2 separate regions of the Homo sapiens genome follow, and region 2 is linked to region 1. A link is an interaction called in ENCODE POLR2A ChIA-PET data of the cell type or tissue named here. Cell type or tissue: HepG2. All regions are shown on one strand. Links, peaks and the distances in the headings refer to the core of each region. The heading gives the core; the rest is flanking DNA.

Region 1 (8,122 bases), core at 1,229-6,228:
GGAGGATTGCTTAAGCCCAGGAGTTTGAGACTAGCCTGGGCAACACAGGAGTTTGAGACCAGCCGGGCAACATAGGGTGACCCAGTCCCTACAGGAAAATTAAAAATTAACCAGGTGTGGTGGTACACACCTGTAGTCCTAGCTACTTGGGAGGCTAAGGTGGGAACATCACTTGAGCCCAAGTGATTGAGGCTGCAGTGAGCTATTTTCATGTCACTGCACTCCAGCTAGGTGACAGAGAGAGATTCTGTCTCAGGAAAAAAAAGGGGGGGAGAAAAAAGAAAAATATGAGAGAGGATCCAAGAATTCCAGTGCTACAGACTGAATGTTTGTGTCTCCCCAAATTCATTTATGGAACCCTAACCCCCGAGGTGATGGCATTATGAGGTGGAGCCTTTGGTATGTGAGTAAGTCATGAAGGCAGCACCATCATAGGATTAGTGTATGAAATAAGACCCAGAAAGACCTCTTCCCCCTTCCACCACATGAGGACACAGGGAGAAGAATTTTTTTTTAGACGGAGTTTCACTCTTGTTACCCAGGCTGGAGTGCTGTGGCACAATCTCCGCTCACTGCAACCTCCTCCTCCTGGGTTCAAGCGATTCTCCCGGCTCAGCCTCCCGAATAGCTGGGATTACAGGCATGCGCCACCACGCCCTGCTGATTTTGTATTTTTAGTAGAGACAGGGTTTCTCCATGTTGGTCAGGCTGGTCTCGATCTCCCGACCTCAGGTGATCTTCCCGCCTGGGCCTCCCAAAGTGCTGGGATTACAGGCGTGAGCCACCGCACCCTGGCAGGAGAAGAAATTTATGAACAAGGAAACAGCCCCTCACCAGATATCCAAACTATGGGCACCTTGATCTTGGACTTCCAGTATCCATAAATACTGGAATAAGAAAGAGATTGTACGGAAAACACAAGTATATTTCTGTTGTTTATAAGCCACCCAGTTTATGGCATTTTGTTGTAGCAGCCCAAACAGACTAAGATATCCAATCAACAAGTTCTAAGGATCCAAGAAAGAAAAAATAGAATGAATGTGATGAAAGCAATATTCAAATAAACAATAGAGGGAAATTGCTGAGCTTATAAAATTAAAGGTTATCAGGCAGAATTAATGAAGAGATATTAGCACCTGACATATCCTGTTGAATGTTTCAAGATTTAAGGAAAACAAAAAAAAAATTCTATAAATGTCCAGATAGGAAAACACAGTTTATGTCTTAAGCAGTATTCCATGGCTTTGACTACACATTAAAATCATTGGTTGAGCCTTTAAAAAATAATGGGTCTGGCCAGGCATGGTGGCTCACGCCTGTAATCCCAGCACTTTGGGAGGCTGAGGTGGGTGGATCACAAGGTCAGGAGTTTGAGACCAGCCTGGCCAACATGCTGAAACCCCATGTCTACTTAAAATACAAAAGTTAGCTGGGTGTGGTGGCGCACACCTGTAACCTCAGCTACTCTGGAGGCTGAGGCAGGAGAATTACTTAAACCAGGGAGCGGAAGTTCCAGTGAGCCGAGATCGCACCACTGCACCCCAGCCTGGGCGACAGCAAGACTCTGTCTTGAAAAATAATAATAAATAAAAAATTTAATTTAATTTAAATTTAAAAAATAACGTGTCTGGACCCCATCCTTAGATATTCTGATTTAATTATCCTGGGAAGGAGCTTGGGCACTGAGATTTCTAAAAAATCTCCCCCAGTGGTTTGAATGTGCAGCCAGAATTGAGAACCACTAACCTAAATGAAGAGTAACTATAGATCTATCCCCCAGATAACTAAATAGCAGCAGTAAACTGGCTTCCACACTGGGAAGGAAAAGAATTTAGAATTATATACTCAGTTAGACACGGTGACACACACTTGAGTCTCAGATACTCAGGAGGCTGGGGCAGGAGGGTGGCTTGAGCTCAGGGGTTCAAGGCTGTAGTAGTACACAATGACCGTGCCAGTGAGTGGCCACTGCACTCCAGCCTGGACAACATAGAGAGACTCTATGTCTTAAGAAAAAAAAAAGAGAGAGAGAGAGAGAGAAATTATGTTCTTAGTCAAAAGGTTGTTTGTAGGAAAGACCAACATTCTTCTTTAAACCAGTGCTCAGAAAGTATCATCCTCACAGTTTAGTGATACAATCCAGCCTACCTAGGGAAAGATCAAGATAAAGAACTCAAGAATTAGGACATCATACCATAAAGAGATACTAGGAAGAAATGGAAACTAGTTAAACCTACAATAAAGTCTTAAGAACTGTCGTGAATCTAAGCACAAAACAAAATAAATTTCAAAAATAAGTCTTGAAGAAAAGTTAATAATGTAAAACAACAATAATAAGTTAGGTCTATATCCCAGATTACTTCAATCAAAATTGTGAAGTGGGATGAGACAGTCCGGACAATAAAAGCCTGCAAGGTTTCTCATTACACACAGACAGTAGTTAATAGATACAGTTACGTTATTGGCTTTGATAAACAGAGATAAAATTATTTCAAAATGCTTTTAATAACAAAAAGATAATCGCTGAAAGAAAATATGTAATTATATTTTCCAAACTACTACAGAAATAAGAGCTGAGAAAATATAGTTAATGGGAAAACAACCAGATATCAAAACCATCATGCAATATTATCCTGTTCTATTATATGTATGCATAATATGTATAGAAAAATTAAAAAATGAAACACTCCCAAATTGTAACAGTGCGTCTCTAACAGGTTAGAATTATCAGGTTTGTGGTTTGTTTTCTTATTAATGTGTTTCAATTTTTTCTAAATATCCTACAATCAGAATGCTCTTTTTATAATTTAAAAAAAATCAATAAATATTACATTTTTAAGTTATCCCCTTTATCTTCTATGCATTTTCATAGTGCTTATTTGATACAAAGAATAAAAGTCGAGTTTCTTAATGTGCTAATCTTAGCAATTATAGGATTTTTTAAAGTCCAATCTGACATAATTTTAGAGACTAAACACCTACGAATACTATAAAGGTGTTTCTATTAATATTTTTAATAAGTCACTTCCTGGAAGTAACATGTTCATGTAAAATCTTGCCAAAAACAAGAATATTAAAGTATGTTCTGCATGAAGAAGAAATCTACATCACAAGTACATTAGAAGCACTTTTTAGGAAGTAGAAAATATGAAACCAGAAAAACTCGGTAAAATGTGCTTGCAACTATAAATTCTGTAATTAGTTTGCTCTACAAGGAAGATACTAGGAGACACCAGTTGGAGATACTAGTTGACATCCTCGATTTGCTTTTTATTCAGTCAAAACATAAAAGCATGCATTACTCATGGCCAGATTATAGTCTAAAAGTATTTTCATCTAACTATCCAATTTTGAGTGAAAAAAAGAAACCAACACAAAATCATGTTGTCCTTTAATTTCACTTTAGGCATTCCTTCCTTTTGCCCCAGCACAAAATTCAGGATTGTGTTTATTCCGTGAGGGTACTAATGGAGTCACATTAATGATCCAAACCCAAATTCTATGGGCCCTCACTCACCCCGCCTGCATCTGCAGGACCTCAGTTGCCTGTGCCCCTCATGTAGGTCGAGTTGGCCTTGGAGAGGTGTGGTATGTGCTCATGAAGCGCTCTCCCTCTGCTTGTGCTACTCCTGTTGTGTCATTATCCACTGGACCGCCACTGCAGGCTGCCGTATCTGTGGGTCCCACTGTCTCCGTGATAGCAGAGGCAACAAAGCCATTTATGTCAAGAGCTAAAAGTTGCAAGATGTTGTACTGGGAAGTGGGCGAGAATGCTTCGTTCCTCTCTTGCCATTGTACAGCCAGCCAGTTCTGCTTCAGCACGGCAAATGAAGCTGCTCTTGGTTTTTCTTTCTGATAGCCCTGAGCTTTCTCTCTCTCTCTGTGGTATCAAAGATCATTCCAGTGGGATTTGGGCTTGGAGTTAAATCTAAGTGATTTAACAGCCACATGCTAAACTCGGAACTGTCCCTCCCCTCCAAAGTCTAAAGTTTCTTATTGCCGACTCTTTTTTTCCCTTACAGTGAGGTCTCTCCCACAACACCTCTCAGCCCATCTCCAAGTTGTTTTCTGGTAGGTTCTGTCTACTTAGACTCAAACTGGAGCTTCTGTTGAACTCATATTGTCCAAAGAGACCAAATTCTCCAAACAAAGGAATGTTTAATAAGCTTTGCATTGAATCAAGATTACTTTAATGTGTTTGCTGTAAGTAAATATAAATCTGTTCTTTTAAAAATAACACATTATTAAGCCACTGATTCAATCATCAGCAGGCTCAAGAGGTTAAGTGGAATCAGCTAAGGCAATTGATAGCACCATAGATCTCTTTTATATGAGAGTAATTCAGGAGAAGTTCTCATTAAGCATCAAGGAGAAAAAGTTATTATTGCCGGGTGTGGTGGTTCTCGCCCGTAATCCCAGCACTTTGAGAGGCCGAGGCAGGTGGATCACCTGAGGTGGGGAGTTCGAGATCAGCCTGACCAACATGGAGAAACCCCGTCTCTACTAAAAATATAAAAACTTAGCCGGGCATGGTGATGCATGCCTGTAATCCCAGCTACTCGGGAGGCTGAGGCAGGAGAATCGCTTGAACTTGGGAGGCAGAAGTTGCAGTGAGCCAAGATTGTGCCGTTGCACTCCAGCCTGGGCAACAAGAGAGAAACTCTGTCTCAAAAAAAAAAAAAAGAAAGAAAAAGTTATTACTGAGGAACAAGTTTGAAAACTGTTCCAGAAAGATGCTCAGTTGGAGAGAATTTGTAAAAATAACAATCACACCATTTGAAGTAAAAGTTGTTTCCTTCTAGAAAAGTTTTGCTTCAGAAGGAGAGCCCATTCAGGAAATAAAAGCATTGGCTACCATGGAACTTTAGGGATGGGCAAGCCACAGATATTCAAGACCTTGTGAGGCTGCAGGATCCTGTCAATCTTTAAGTGATGATGCAGTGTGAATATCTTAGTATGGAAAGACTATGGGGAATTTGATTAATAGAAGACAACTGAAAAACGCTGTGGTTAAGAGAGAACAGTGCTATTTTTCTTAAATCCACATACTTCACAATGTTTCTTTTGTTTGTGTAGGCATTTGTTAACCAACAGCTTCCTTTACCATTTCCAGGGGGTTTTCTAGTTTGGTTTGTTCTCTGTGTTGGTACTCATATATTTATATTGATAACAACCAGTAACTAGCCACATTACTAAAGTACATTTTAAGCCCAGCATGACTTTATTCCCTACTGTGGTAGGCTTGCAGCAGTGGACCAGGTAGCAATCTTCTCCAAAATGGCAGCCAACAGAGAGTGGAGCAGAGCCCAGAGAACAAACCATGAACAAGCCCCTTGGAATGGTGACAAGAATATTTTATTAAAGTTATCCTAGGATAGAAATCCCTAGGATATAAACTCTCAAAAATATAAGCCCTTTGTAAGCTATTATGGTTAAATACCAAGGAAAATATAACTTTAAGATTATAACAACTCATTCAAATACTTACTAATGCCTATTATTTTCTGGGCACTTGGCTAGACCCTGGAAATGTGGTAAGGCATGAGATACTTTCCGGGGTTTGGGAGAGCTTATAACTAGTGGGGGCTCATGATGTGCTTCAAAGAGAGTGGCCTCTTTCCTTCCTCCAGCACACCAAGCTGAGCCCTTCCCTGGAGATTTACCCAAACACATCATCCACTGCTCTGTGAGTAGCTTTCCTCTCGTTGCGTTTTTCAACTCCACTCAAATATCATCTCCTTCGGAGGGGCCTTCCTTGATTCCCACCTACCCATATGCTCGTGGCACTCTCTAAACAACATTTCACTTCAACCTCTTTTTGTCCTTCAAAAATGTGTACAGGTTGCATATCCCTTATTCAGAATGCTGGGGACCAGAAAGGTCTAGGATTTCAGATTTTGTCAGATCTTGGAATATTTGCACTATACCAGTTAAGCATCCCCCGAATCCAAAAGCCAAAATGAGCTTCAATGAGCACTTCCCTTGAGTGTCATGCCAGTGCTCAGAAAGTTTCAGATTTCAGATTTCCCTGTCATGGAACTTCAGGGATGGGCAAGCCACAGATATTCAAGACCTTGAATTTTGTGAACATTTCCGATTTCAGACTTTTGAATCACATTTTTATTGGAATATACATTGTTCATGTGTTTATTATTTGTCTCCTCCCACTAGAATGCAAACTGCATGATGGCAGGACATTTTGTCTGGCTTGCTTACATATATGTGTACCTAGCATCAAGAAAAGCATGCAGGAAGCAACCATGAAGGCTTTGAATGAAAAAATGATGGAAGTTGGATGAATGAATGCAGTAATTAGTGCATTACAATCTAATATGATTATTGCTGTGGTAGCAGAAATATCTGGGCAGCACAGATCTAGGTACTTCATTGTATCTAACAAACAAGGGAGGGGACAAGGAATATTCTAGAGGATACAAAAACATGGACTTAGAAGAGGAGCCATTTTAGGAACTTCACAGGTAGGGAACTGGGGGAAGATGAATGAGAATGGGGGAAGAAGAATGAGAAATGGGCAGATAGCAGAGACCCACCCTGAAGGGATTAGTGAGCCCTGTTAGGGAATTCAGACTTTATTCAAAGGGCAACAGATAGACCTTGAACAATGGCAGGTGTTGGGGGCAGGTTGGGAAGGGAACAGGGAGTGAGGACAAATCTGTTGTAGAATGCTCACCCCAGAAGCACTGTGGAGAATGGAATGGAAGAGACCTGTGAGTCAAGTCAGTAATTCAGGCAAGAATTGATAAGAAATTGAACTAAAGCCAAGGTTATGGGATCAGAATGGAGGGTATGGACTGGGGAGATTATCTGGAGGGAAAATCAATAGCAGAGGGAGGAGTCAGGTTCAATTCTTCAGGCAGCTGCCGTTCCTCAGCCAAGTTCTCCATTTTCCATAGGCACTCCCCAGGGCCGCAGCTATGTTTTCTGGAGGCCATACTGAGGCTAGGGGTGCACTTCCCAGATCACCCTGATCGCCACATGCTCCAGGAAGATAGCCTTGCAGGTCAACCACTGCTGTTCGAGGCAGAAAACATGGTCTCTTGTGTTTTGGGCCACTTGTCAGCTCTAGCCCAGGGCACTTATATTCTGATATATATGGTAGGGTAGGATTTCAAAAGCTTTTCTCCTCTTTCTGATCAAAATCTCTTTTAGATAAGGATATCTGTCCACATCTACACTTATCTAAAAGCATTTGGCAAAGCCCAAATATGTGCTGGGCTCTGGGGGAAAGAACCCTGGCCCTCAAACATTCTGTGATTTACTGAAGGAGACAAACAAAAAGACAATTAGAATGCACTGAGGATAGTATTGCAATGGAAGCACTCAAACAAAAAGTAGAAAGCGAATACCCCTAATCTAAAGATGAGTTTGGAAAGAGGGTTACGGGTCTTGGATCAGTAAGAGATAAGAACACTTCCTCAAAGAGAAAAGCAACTCCTAACTAAAAGACAATAAACGAACCTTAAAAAAATAATGTCAGCTCAGGTATAAATAAATGCAAGTGCATTAAAAGCAGCCACAGTTAATAGGTAATGTTTATCGAGTGCATGAAACGTGCCAGAAGTTATGGGTCTTGTATGTTTTTTTCTCATTTCATCCTCATACCAACCTTATGAGGTAGTACCACTTTTCGAGTTTTACAGACGAGAAAGCTGAGGCTCAGCAAGGTTGCATACTTTACCCCAGGTCACCCAATAGTAGTAGAGCAGGGAATCACACCTGGGCAGTCTGAGTACAGAGTTCCTAACTGGAATGTGGCCCTGTCCTTCACAGTTAGTGCCATTTGTCTACCCATCCATTGTCCCTGGTCTCATACAGTACAGAATAGGAATTCAATTCAGAGTTGCCTGAGCCCAGGGCTTCTGCACTTTCACACAGCTAAGTCTTCAGGCTGGATGTATACTCACCATGGAGAAAAAGAATGAGGAAATACTCTCATAGAAAATGCACTTTGCCTTCATTTTCAGCTTTGTCTCAACTCTCTAAGGGATGGGCCAATTCCCACTTCCTGCCTAAGTGCCTCAGTTTCACAAGGGAGTTTGTCAGAGGTTATTAGGCGTAGGCAGGGGAAGGCAGCCTGGGGAGGCTGACTCATCTCCGTACA
Region 2 (8,122 bases), core at 1,722-6,721, 170 kb before region 1:
ATCCAGCAGTTGCTTCTTGTCAAGGCCACTTTTTCCTTTTAAATATTAACACAATTTTTTTTTTAGCACATATACAACACTAAGGCTAACAAACGAGCTTAAACTGGATTTAAATGAGTTTTTTTCAGTAAGGTTTATGGTTTTCTTTTTAAGCGGTATGCCTTATTCAGGCAGAAGGTCCTGCATTTTTGGCTGAGAGGTGCAGGACAGTAGCTGTCCTCTCACAAGAGAGTTCATTTTGCTCAATAACTCCACCTATAAAAGTCATGCAAATAATGGAATGAAGTTATATTTTGATGATATCCAGATACTGAAGATACTAATTACTGAAGATACTAATTTTTTTCCTTTTCATTCAAGAAAGATAATTTTACACTTATTCTTTGAAAGAGAAATTCTATGGAATTTTCTTCTTCTAATTTAATTCCAGAATACATTCTCTCAACCCTATGCCCTCATACTAGTAACTTGATGGTTAGCGGGTAAGTAGGTAGTAGTAGAAGAACAGAAAGGGAAATTTGGGGAGCAGAAAAGGGAGAAAAAGAAGAAAAGGGAACCTTCTAGTTTCCTAATAGAAAAGCTAGAGAATTCCATTCCTGAAAATTAAAGATATTTTACACGTTTGTGTATGTACGTGGCTTTGTGTTTATACACATACCGTTTTGTTTCATGTAGCATAATCAAATCTATTGCTAATTGTTTAGTTAATATTTACTTATTCAAACATCTTTTTAACATCTTGCCCAATATTCAATTTACATTTTACTTAGCAATTAGCTTGTCTGGCCACTTGCTGTTTTACTTCTTTTCTTAACAAAAACCCAACACTGATGTTCTAACAGAACAGTCTTACTGTCCTTTCGGTTATTGTCATTTCTCTTGCTTCCCCAAGGGCAGAAGCTCTGCTATTTTGCTTGCAAAAGCAAGACTGATATTTCATTGTTGCTACAAAAGGGTCAAGATAGAGTTATCGAACCCTAATAACTCCACCTATAATAGTCATGCAAATAATGAAAGGAGGTTTTAGTAGAAGCCAAGAAGTATATTTGACTTTTTTATTTATTCCCGTTTTAAAAATAAATTACATTTATTTTTTAAAATTACATTTTTACAGATCTACACTTCCTAGAACTAAGAGAATGACACAGTATACAGGTAGAAATTCTTTCTTTTATTGAGTTTTATCCTTTTTGTGATTTAAAATCTAGCAGGTGGTTTCTTTTCCTTAATGCCTTCAATTACACATTCTTCACACTTTCTGCTATCACTTTCCCTGCCTTCATCTAGTGATAACTAGAATAATTAGAATGGATTTCTTGCTAATCAATCATCTAGGTATTATCTTCTAGAAAGTTTGCAAGACATCCCTCCTTCAACCACCGTGGTTCTATAAAAAGAATTGCTTTTAATTCTCAACACTCTTATTCTGTTACTGTCATGAGACATCCTCTAGTTTCAGAGAATTTCTATAAACTGCCTAAAATAACCTAGGATTTTACAATGATGGAAAAGGAAGAAAGTGAGCATGCTCAAAGTCAGAGGATGAGAGGGAAGCACAGCAAAGTCTGGGGCAGTGCAATCCAAGGTGTCTGGCTCAAGGCGGAGTCCAGAGGCCACTGCAACCTGGAGACACATGTTAATTACCAAGGGAGCACCTGGCAGGGTAACTCACCAGCCTGAGTCAGCCTAGGATGGGAGCTTAAGGGGGACCTGAGGAACTCCAAGAGAGAATCACATGCATGAGTTTTCCACAAGGGACCCAAGTTCCCAGCCCAAATGAGACAAGCAATGGATCGTATTAAAAGCTAGTAACAATTGTGCTGAAGCAACCTCTTGCTGGTGGCATTGTTAATGGAGACACCATTCTCAGGCAAACTTTAGTAGGATATTTGAAGAGCAACAAAAGCATTTATACTTTTTGATCGGGTAATCACACTGTAAAAATATGGGGAAAGGGACATACACAGAGTTGTTCCTTGCTAAATAAAAGAGACAAAATTTAATAAGATAAATGTATACATCTTCATTTAAGTTTAAACACACGTATACATGTATAGGCTGGCAGTTGCCTGGACTAGCAGCTATTCTTGTGAGAAAGCCCTGGGAATTTTGGATCAGCCAACATCACAGCAGGGCTACTTGGGAGGGAGCAGAGCAAGTGGTAGGAACACACTTTATAGTCAGGCAAAGAAGGGTCTGGATATCCCCTTCTACAGACCATGGCAAGTCACTCACTTTCTAATACATCCAGCCATCCAACAGTTAAAAGGCCTTTGAAAATGCAGAGCTTCCTAAAAAAGGAGATGCTTCATCAGCCCCTGAGTTTCCTAGAGCCAGCACTCTCCAGGAGAGCCTCCTTGGTCTCAGAAAACACACGCTGGCATCTACCTCAACTTCAGAATTGCACACCTGACTCTTCCTCCTCCAGACCTAGGCAAGACCTCCACCAGAGCAAAACCAGCAAAAAGCAAGGAGAAGAAGGTGGTTTTACCGGGGTGTCTGGTGCTGTAACTATGCACAAGGGAGGCAGACTCAACTTGGATGGAGAAGCCTGGAAAATTCAAACTCAGGTGTCAAGAAGCAGTGTTTCCTAGGATTTACAGAGTGGGAAAGTATTAAGTCTAGTGCTCAGAGTAGGCACGTGGTAAGTCCTGAGACTCCCAGATAAAATGACCAGCACCTGGGCTCATTCTGTGAAGAATGTTCCAGTTGGGCCTATAATTAATCCATTTAAGATGTGGACCAGTTTTTATGAATCACAACAAACCCTTGGTAAGATCCACTTTCTTTCCTTTAGATGCAGGCCAGCCTCTTTGTTTCCCCCGTTAACACACATTTTCTTAAATTAACCCTCTATCCACACATTAAGAAAAAATATCTATACATACTCCATGAAAACTGCAAAGGTCTCAGATTAATACAGAAACGTAACTTTGGACTCTATCTTCTTATCAGCATTCATTTGAACACTGGTATTAAGTTTACTGTGAACTTTATCATTCAACCATATGTAAAATGTTACAATCATTTTATTTACATTTCTCTGAGCAAAGGTGGTGGGTATCAACCTTGTCCAACAGACGAGCACCTTACTTACATCAGGATATTAGCAGACACCAAGTGAAAATGAATGATGCAGTAACCAAGTGCAAGGGCTTCACAGTCTTATTCCCCAGATGATGCTACTTTTGGTCTAGGAGAAGCCATAGGCTTTTTGGTCATCTTCTTCAGCCCTCAGTTAATCAAGGTTTGTCTACACATTTTATATCCAAAAACATCTCTTATAGTTGCAAACTCTCTAAAATCAGATATAGTTAAATATCCACATGAAGTAAGATCAAGTTCCCTCTTCCACTGTATTGAGAAGCTACTAAGTGTCAGGGGCTGGGATGGGGTTTAGGAACACAAGCTAAACAGAGCTCTCTCTCAGGGGCTCACAAGCCAGGGGAGGACACAGTGAATTCTCAAGAGTGTGAACAGAAGTGTAGCGGGGACCCAGAGGAGGAGCTGCTCAACATCTGGGCATTGGGGAAGGTTGCCGCTGATAAAGCACCTTGGACAGGAATCTTGAAGACCAATTAGGAGCTCACGTGAGTGGAAAGCCCGTTCCAGGAGAGAGGAAGGGGTATGGTGGGTCGGACTGTGCAATCTAAGGAACAATATATGCATCTCTGGATGTCTGAGCAAGAAAGTGAGTTAGGTGAGGATAATGATAATTGTTTTCAGATATCTGAAGGACTAGCAGATTAGGCATTTGGTTCTCCATGTAGAAGATATTACTAGACTTGGGAGGGTAAGGGGGCAGCTATAAGAGTGTAAATTTCAGTTTAACATGTGTGAGAACATTCTATAAAACAGAACTATTAACAAGAAAACTAGTTGCCTTAAGTAAGCAATTTTACTTCCTGATTACATAGTTTTGGAGTCATTTTGGATTCTAATTCTAACTTAGCTCATAGTAAGTGCTTATGATACATATAAATAGTAGCTATTCATATTGTGAGATGGTGAACTCACTCTCACACTCTGAGTTCCAGCACCATACCACAGCAAATTGTCTTCTATGGCAAAGTCTCATGCCCCAGTGTGAGTGTGGACCAGAAACCATCGAAGGTCCTTCCCAGCCTGGGACTCTCATTTGGTTGTCTCTGCTCATTTATGATTTGGCATTATTCCCTCAACTCACATGGAAAGACACTGAAAGAAAGGTTTATTAAAAACATGCTATAGACCAGGCATGGTGGCTCACACTTGTAGTCCTAGCTACTCGAGAGGCTGAGGTAGGAGGATTAGCTTGAGCCCAGGAGGTCAAGGCTGCGGTGAAGTTTGATGACACCACTGCACTCCAGCCTGGGCAAAAGAGCAAGACTCTGGCTCTAAAACAGAGAAGAAAAGAAGAGAAAGAGGAGGGGAGGGGAGGGGAGGGGAGGGGAGGGGAGGAGGGGAGGGGAGGGGGGAGGGGAGGAGGGGAAGGGAGCGGAGGGGAGGAGAGGGGAGGGGAGGGGAGGGGAGAGACAAGACGAGGAGAAAAAAGGAGAAAAGAAAAGAGAACCTGCTGTATACATGTTGGCTATCATTACTACTGTTATTATTTCCTCTGATATTATCTTTCTATTAACACAATTATTCCTGATCCCTGATTTTAATGTTTTATTCTTGGGTGTATGTATGTGTATATGTTTAATGTTATGCAAATATTCTTGTAAGCCAATTCAAATCCTTGGTATAGCATAAAGTCATAAAAATAGAATAAAATAACATTATACAGCTTATTTTCTTTCTTTCTTTTTTTTTTTTTTTTTTTTTTGAGATAGAGTCTTGCTCTGTCTCCATGCCGATGAAGTTGATAGGTCTTCCTAGGAAGCAGTAATCAGCCTACCACCTCTTTCTCAGACATCATTAGGTAAATGCTGAATGGCATTAGCGTTTAGTTTTTACCAACCTAGGAGAAATGGAAATATAATTTCATACATCATTACTAAAATGGGTGATCAAAGCTCACTGTAGCGTTGAACTCCTGGCCTCAAGCAATCCTCCCACCTCAGCCTCCCAAATACCTGGGACCATAGTCACATGCCACCACGTCCAGCTAATTTTATTTATGTTTTTAGTAGAGATGGAGTTTCTCTATGTTGCCCAGAGTGATCTGAAACTCCTGGGCTCAAGTGATCCTCTTGCCTAGACTCCCAAAGGGCTGAGGTTACAGGCATGAGCCACTGCGCCTGGTCTACAGTTTATTTTTGATGACACATAAGAATCACTAATATTCATTTAACACTTATAATGTATGGGGCATTATGATAAGCTTTTTATATACATTATTTCATTTAATTCTTACAAGAACCCTCTAAGGTAAGTACAATTATTATCCCCATTTTATAAGGCAACGAAGTTGAGTCTTAGAGAAGTCATGTAATTTGCTCAAGGTCACAACTAATAAGCAATGATCTAACCCAGTAATTTTGCAACATGGCCTACAACACACTCACATTAATGAGTATGTACTTTTCTTTAACTTTGAAAAGTTAAAGAGTTAGACACTCCAGAGGCCAAAAACAAGTCATTTAATCCAATAAAACAGTTGGCAGCACTGACAGAGTTCATTTGGTCTTAATCTCACACTCAGGACACTGTTGGGAAGATGGGGCCTGCAGAGTAACCAGGTCATGTTTGTCTACACGGTCTTTGAAAATCAAATCAAAATTTTCAGGATTCTCACATATTGCATGATTCCATTCATATGAGATGTTCAAAATGGGCAAATCAAGAAAGAAAGAAAGAGAAAGAAAGAAAGAAAGAAAGAAAGAAAGAAAGAAAGAAAGAAAGAAAGAAAGAAAGAAAGAAAGAAAGGAAGGAAGGAAGGAAGGAAAGAAAGAAAGGAAAGAAAGGAAAGAAAGAAAGAAAGAAAGAAAGAAAGAAAGAAAGAAAGAAAGAAAGAAAGAAAGAAAGAAAGAAAGAAAGAGAAAAAGAAAAAGAAAAAGAAAGAAAGCTGCCTAGAGCTAGGGGAGGAAAAGAGAGAGGTAGGGAGGATGGGTACAAAGTCTCCTTTTGGAGTGATGAAAATGTTTAAAAAATGGACTATAGTTATGGTCACACAACTCTGTAGATATTCAAAAAACCAATGAATTGTATACTTTAAAGGGCTTAACTTGATGATCTGTAAATTATACAATATCAATAAAGCTGTTAAAAAACGATTTCCAGAGCTCAGTATCAAGTGTTCTCTAGTCACTCCATGAGGCTGCCGTCTTCCAGAACAAACATAGTAACCAGATGTGTGTAAAGTAAGCTTGTACCCAAGAACAAAATGTTCCAACAACAATGATGAGAGTAATGAGCATGCTGGTGAAGTTGGTAGGTCTTCCTAGGAAGCAGTTATCAGCCTACCGCCTCTTTTTCAAACATCATTAGGTAAGTTCTGAATGGTGTTAGCTTTGAGTTTTTACCAACCTAGGAGAAATGGAAATAAAATTTCATTCATCATTACTAAAGTGTGTGAAAACGAGCAGAATATTATAAAGAGCAGCAGAGGGGGAATCAAAGGACCCCAAAAGCTTCCATTCGAATCTACTACGACCTTGTAGACTTGAGGACTCAATCATTTTGGGCTTCAGTGACTTGATCTGTAAAATGAGGAAGGGGAAGTATGAAGTCAGCTACTCTAAGGTTTTCTTCTGTCTTCAGCATTCCAGTCAAATCGTCCCTTCTAAGGATTGTCTTGGTATGCTGACTTGTCCCTTTCATCACATCATCAACTGCGTTTAGACCAAAGAATTGTTATCCAGACATCTGGACATATTGAAAATCTCTCAAAGAATCTTTCCTGGACTGATGTTTCAGGTATTTACATGAACTTCCTCCGTATCCTTTATTAAATACACTATCTACCTTATAGTTTAATTAGCTATAAAAACCTAACTGAAATTTTAAGCTTGACACAGAAAAGTCAAAAAGGTGTTTCCTAACATGATGTATAAGGGCAGCAATATAATTGTTCTCCAAAGTAAAATGATTCTGTCCTTTATAAAAATTCATTTTACCTCAACTCTAACCTGTCACTTCTAATCAATTTTAATTTTTATTATAAAAATGATAAATTCTCATCTAAGAAAACCTTAAATATATACAAATTTGAGGAAATTAAAATCAGTTTTAGAGCCAATACCTTAAATAGATTAAGAGTAATGTTAGTCTACTATTTCTACTATTATATGTTGGTATAGTCTCACTTTTTTCTCCATGAATAGTTTTTCCCTTTTTTAAAATGAATATAAAGTAATCATGTTTAAAATACCAATATGTAGAAAAGTATAAGAAGAAAATATAAATCATCAGAAATCCCACCTTCAAAATAACCCCTAAATCCCTATTAACTTAAGGTGATCATCCGTTCTATTGTCTCTGTAAGCATAACACACACATAGAGAGGTATATTTTAAACACATTCAGATGTGTGATGGAGAGATAGTTTAATATCCATTATTTTTACTTAAATATCTATCATCACCATTTCCTCCTATTACAATTTTCCATAAATAAAATTGTGATGGTCCGTCATGCAATTTTCTTCTGCTACTTTATGTTTTTATTATTTGCAACTTTTCATGGTAATAAATAATGCTTCAATTAACATTTTTATACTTAAAGCGTCTACACTCCTACCTAGAAAATTTAAATCTATTGACTTTTTCCTTTTGTGATTTCCTCTATTGATTTTGGGAAGAGAAAGTGCTTACCCATTCAAAGATCAGAATTTTTATTTTTTCGTTTCTTTTCTTTCTTTTAAGTTAGCTCCTTAATCTGTCTGGGTTATCTTGTTCTATATTGTTAAAGGTTCTAAACTTATTTGTAACACGTTTAAATTTTAGCCAAATTGGGTAGAAGTTATTTGCCCAATATTTTTCAAATGCACATTTATGTCTTTTAAAAAAATATATGTCTCATAATCTTGGTTATCCACTAAACTTAAGGAAACCTTCAAGACTGCCAAATAACCAGAGCTTTGATTACTAGCAGGAAGTCATACTGGGCAGAAATAAAGAGGACACTCCTACTGGCCAAATTAAAACTAAACAATCAGAAAAGTCCAAGTTCCTAGCTTTAGTGGCTTTATTATTTTAGC

What was found. ChIA-PET counts read pairs that join two places held together with the same protein. Peaks named below come from ENCODE experiments on the same cell type or tissue, not always from the same donor. Only the 100,000 strongest peaks of a DNase experiment are listed, where the experiment ranks them.
Region 2: POLR2A ChIA-PET joins it to region 1 with 7 read pairs; 3 of 35 experiments call an interaction of 5 or more read pairs at or near these places.

What each region holds. Positions count from the first base shown.
Region 1 is chr3:171,928,639-171,936,760 of GRCh38, forward strand. All of the region lies in intron 3 of LOC105374218 (a long non-coding RNA gene), which reads left to right. Among named protein-coding and RNA genes, the nearest start is that of TMEM212-AS1, 32 kb to the left of the region's middle. In HepG2, for the core only: no CTCF peak of the experiment used is centred there; DNase peaks (open chromatin) are centred at 3,713 and 3,803; H3K4me3 peaks cover 1,720 bases.
Region 2 is chr3:171,759,046-171,767,167 of GRCh38, forward strand. All of the region lies in intron 1 of PLD1 (phospholipase D1), which reads right to left. Among named protein-coding and RNA genes, the nearest start is that of PLD1, 47 kb to the right of the region's middle. In HepG2, for the core only: no CTCF peak of the experiment used is centred there; no DNase peak of the experiment used is centred there.